Linked DNA regions of Homo sapiens: region 1 is linked to region 2. A link is an interaction called in ENCODE POLR2A ChIA-PET data of the cell type or tissue named here. Cell type or tissue: GM12878. All regions are shown on one strand.

The links. Peaks named below come from ENCODE experiments on the same cell type or tissue, not always from the same donor. Only the 100,000 strongest peaks of a DNase experiment are listed, where the experiment ranks them.
Region 1: POLR2A ChIA-PET joins it to region 2 with 5 read pairs; 4 of 35 experiments call an interaction of 5 or more read pairs at or near these places.

The regions. Positions count from the first base shown.
Region 1 is chr7:70,005,312-70,007,811 of GRCh38, forward strand. All of the region lies in intron 2 of AUTS2 (activator of transcription and developmental regulator AUTS2), which reads left to right. Among named protein-coding and RNA genes, the nearest start is that of AUTS2, 410 kb to the left of the region's middle. In GM12878, no CTCF peak of the experiment used is centred here; a DNase peak (open chromatin) is centred at 1,485; H3K4me3 peaks cover 1,224 bases; H3K27ac peaks cover 940 bases.
Region 2 is chr7:69,951,928-69,954,427 of GRCh38, forward strand. All of the region lies in intron 2 of AUTS2 (activator of transcription and developmental regulator AUTS2), which reads left to right. Among named protein-coding and RNA genes, the nearest start is that of AUTS2, 350 kb to the left of the region's middle. In GM12878, no CTCF peak of the experiment used is centred here; no DNase peak of the experiment used is centred here; H3K4me3 peaks cover 443 bases; H3K27ac peaks cover 1,385 bases.

The DNA of each region.
Region 1 (2,500 bases), 53 kb after region 2:
TCACAAAAGTAAAGGTTCATAGTTAGATCTAAGCCCCTTGGGGGACAGGAACTGTGTTCTATTCATACTTTGAATTGCTAGTGTCTGGCATGTAGTAGTGATTAATATATTTTTTAAAATGAATGTCAAGTATTATGACAGGCACTGGTACAGAAAGATCAAGAAGAAATGACCTCTTCCCTTGTGAGAGGCTCACTATTGTGATAGACCAACCTCTGAACAGAGGAATTACCATCTAGGGGGCTGTTATAACAGGCATGTGCTGTTCGAGTTCAGGGGAAAGATGCACTTGCTCAAAGAGGGAAGTTTGGGAGGTGTACGGGAAGGAGGAACCCACCTGGATCTTAAAGGCTGAGCTGGCTGCTGAAGAAGAGAGGGGCACTTGGGCCTGGTCACCAGCTGTGCAAAATCAACAAGGGCAAGGAAGTGGCTGATGAAGCCTGAAACAGGGAGATTCCCAAATGTGATCTGTGACCTCAAAATTGAAAATTTTAGTTAGTGTAATTTTAGTATATTTTATGTGCATGTTCCAAAGTTTTTTGAAAATTGGTTTTATATGTTTAGCATATGGGGCAATTCTAAATTAGTATATTTGATTAACGTTGTATGCTAGTCCTTTGAAATTCTGCAGTTGGATTGTGTATATATTGTGTATAATGTTACCTCTTTTCCGACTTCATGAACCTAACATTTAAAGTGGAAACAAATGCACGCATGTGTTAGTGTTTAGTGCAGCAAGAAAGCACGGCCCACCACTTCCAAGAAGTGAGTCGTTGCATAGGGTGCCCCGTCCTCAGAACATTGCTCATTGTTCATTTTTTATTCCTCAGCTCCTTAGTTCTACTCAAAGTCTAATATTAGTTTAACTACCAAATGGCAGAAACCAGAGTACGTTGTACATTTTTCTTGAAGGATACAACTGGAAAAAATTTTGCAGAGGCTCATGTGATGCTATTTTCCTTCCGTGGTGACACTTAGAATTCGTTTCACATTGCCTTTGAGAGAAACGAGGAGGGGGGAGAAGCCTGTATTTGATAGTTTTGTATGTTCCTCTAAAGAAAGAGAGTGCTTGAAAAAAGAAAGGCAGGCTTTCAGATGTTGTCTGAACAAAGCTACGGAAATGTGAGACGAGAGCAGCATCTGGAGATTTTCAAACACTGGAACATGGGCTGCACGTTTCTTTTGCTGTTGGAGGAGTGAAAAGCTGTTTCCTGTCATTTCCCATCTTGTCACTTCCAGAACCAACATCTTGCTACTTCTTGCACCAGCTGCTGCTGCTGTTGTTTTTTTTACCCCCTCCACAGACAGATGGTAAAAGAGCTTTGATAATCCTCGCCCAACTTCCCCAGTTCTAAAGAAGTTTGCGGTGTGGTACCTTTATACAATGATCACATGCCCTGATACCTACTGTAGCCTGTTAATAGAGTTGGGAACAGAGCAGAAGGATGTGCTGCAGACTTTTAATGTCTATGGCATTCTTTGTCATGTCTCATGGGAAATGCTGTGCACAAGCCCCATCTCTGTGGATGCTTCGATTTAGCTTCTGAGGTTATATTTAGAAAAGAGGAAGTTGTGGGGAGTACCTTTGCTTCCATAAGAATTTGAGATTTCTGATCAAGATTTCTCTGTACATTGAATCCAGGATGGGAGTTGCTCTTGATATTCTTGTTCGTATCCCTAGGTTTTCGCAAAGCAGAATTAGGCATATTGGATATACCATCTTTTCACAGGGCTGTTTATCCTTAATTACTTTTTTTACACCTATTTCTTCCAATATTTTTCTTGCATTACCTAGTGCAAACAGGAACTTAGAAGTTAATGCAGAAAATGCCGTATGCATAGGAAAGATATTTGATGCAGACAACCTTGGTTTTGTTTTAAGTTTTATTACCTTTATTATTACAAACTAAAAATGATAACCTCAATGAGGGAGCTTAGCCTTTCTGTCCCCCCCTAAATCATGGTTGCTTTCCTAAGTATAAAAGTAACATACTCATTGTAGAAAACTTTGAAAGTAGAAAATCTATTACAGAAAATACAAAGTCATCCATAATTCCTTAATAACCACTCTTACATTTGGTATATTTCCTTGTAGCTTTTTTTTAGAGTTATGTGTGCCTGTATTTCTCTTGTATACTTATAAACTTACATTAATATTGTGGCCATTTTCCAGAATGGATCTGGTGGTAGTAGTAGTGGTGATGATAATGGCATAACCTAAAATTTATTGAACATTTATTATGTGATAGTCACTATGGTACGTGCTTTACATATATTACACATTTCATTTCTCACATCAGTTCTATAAAGTAAGGATTATTTATTTTTATTTTAGACATGAGAAAAGTGAGGCTGAGAAACATCAAGTAATTTTCCCAAGGTCACACAGTGCGCAATAGGTGAAGCTGGGATTTGAACCCAGATAGTCTGTCTTCAAAGCTCATGCTGTTTGTCATTTGCTCATCTATGTTTAAAAGGTCTGAATATTTTTTAAATTATT
Region 2 (2,500 bases):
GACCTTCAGTTTTATTTAGAAAGAAGGAAAAACAGATTATTTCAGTTACTTTATGTTTTGTGATTTTTACTCGATTTACCTAAAGAGAAAGTGCTCAGATTTAAATTCTAGGTACCTTCGTTGCTAATTATTTTTTACTGCACTTTTATGGCCATTTTTTATTTCTAAGGATTGAACCCTTTTTTTTGTAGTTTTCTCTCAAGGGCTAATATTTATATTTTTTTGCTTCCAAAAACTGTTAAAGTCTGAAAGTGTAAATTTATATTTGTGGTGTTTACTTTGTCCTTTAAATGTTTTTGTGTACCCATACTTTTTGTCATAAAGATGGAAAAATGATATTAAATTAACCAAATGAAAGTAATTAATGCTGAACATTCACTAAATTATTAAGATGTTAATGTGATTCCAAATGCAGATAGTTCATGGGCAGCAGCATGTGTCCTGGGACTCCCCCTCAAAGGTTGGCAAGGTTTGGGCAATTTTGAGGGAGGGAGTTAATTCTTAAGTAGTAAGCTTTTTCGTTTACCTCTACTATTTATAAGCTAATATGCAGGATCATTGTAAATTAGTGAAAAGTGCATTCCATTGAACTAGTAGTTGTAATACTGGGTTAAATATCTAAGTTGTGTGACTTTGGGCATGAGTTTCTGCCTCTGTGGGTCTTATTTTTCCCTGTTATCAGAACTGTAGCATTGGACTAGATCATGTTTCCTTGTGTGTTTTTTGGAAAATGTGACAATATACTAGGACCTACATGAAGTCACAGTATAAACACCCAAGGGACACAACAGGCATATCTTCCTGCCTTTCATATCTATTCACTTGAGGCTTTTGGTAAGACATTAATTTTATACTTAAGCAAACATATTAAAGACTGAAAGGAACTCATATATCTTCATATAGTGTTAAAGATATTAACACAAAAATGAAAGAAATATTGTCCATACAGCAGGCCACAGATAGATATCCCTTGTTTTGTGATCAGTCTTTTCTGCTATGGAGGGCACTTTGGACACATTTGAGGATCACTGCATTAGATGACAGGAAATGTGTTTCTTCCTATGCTCAAGTTGTGTAGCCATGACATTTGAGGATATTTACATTTTGAATTTCCCTCCTCCCTCCCCTAAATTAGTGGCATGTTCTAGAGAAGGGTTCATGTGCTTTATTTACATAAAACCTATCTCAATGTTGTTTGATAAGAATCTGTTAAGAGATCTTGTCCTAAAAGGATGGCACTTAGTGTTGGAACTGGAGAATGGTGGGGTGTGAGGAGTTAAAGTAATTCCCTAAGCACACTAGACACGCCTGATGCCCCTTTCAAGCCAGTCTGCTTCCACGTGGTGATTCTTTCTGATTCCCATTATCACTGTGTCCCCCTCACCCCTGCCATTTAGCCTAGATTCTGGCAGAATGGAAATCCACGTTTCTGAATTTAGTATGATTTTTTTTTCTTTCCTTCTATTCTCAGCAACAATAAGTACTCTTGATGGCAGCTGCTGTATTAAGCCCAAGAGCTTAAAAGATTAAAGAAACCACTAACAGCAGTAAGGAGGAAGTTTAAGGGCCTGTTTTTCTGAAGGTTTGTGTTTTCATTCTGATGGTTGAGTAGAAAATTACAAACAGGTTGTGTTCGGCAGCTGGAATGCTCTCCAACATCTGGGGAGACCCAGCCTTCTGTTTATTTCCCATTCATTGGAAGGGTGGCCAGCCAGTAGCAGAAACTGCAGGCAGAGATACTAGAACTCTTTGGGTACATAAGCCGTTAGAAATTCTTTTTTTGTAGAAATTTCTTCATAGAAATACCTTGTTCTCTATTTTTTCATAAGCTTGACTGAGCACTTAACTTCAGGTCAGTTGCTGAGGAAGAGGTCTGAAGGTAATATTAGTACCCCCCCAACTACTTTCAGCTGGAAACAAGAGTTGTTTGGGCCCTTACTGAGTTCCTACTTTAGAGTCAAGGGCTGGCCTTCCCCTGCATCTGTCTGCATATACCTCACAGCTGAGCAGATAACATATTTGTGCAGCTATTCCCTTATGATTTCCTCTCTATTAGAGAGAGGTGGAGCCTATGACAGACTGCAGAGTGTTTGCTCCATTCTTCCCCACCCCGTAGCTTTACTGAGGTATAGTTGATAATTAAAGTATTTACATATATTTAAGGTATATAGCTTGATTATGAGATATATAAGTATACATTGTGAATATTCAAAATCAAACTAATCAATCACTCCACATAGTTACCGCTTTTCTTTTTATAGTGAGAATACTTAGTATCTACCTTCTTAGCAAATTTTATTTATGCCACATAGTGACTATAGTTAACAATATTATATACTCAAACCCAGTTATTTTAATTTTTAATTTTTTTAGAGCTAGGATCTCGCTCTGTTGCTCAGGTTAGAGTGCAGTGGTGCTATCATAGCTCACTGCAACCTCAAACTCCTGGGCTCAAGCAGTCCCGCCATCTCAGCCTCCCAAGTAGTTAGGACTACAGGTA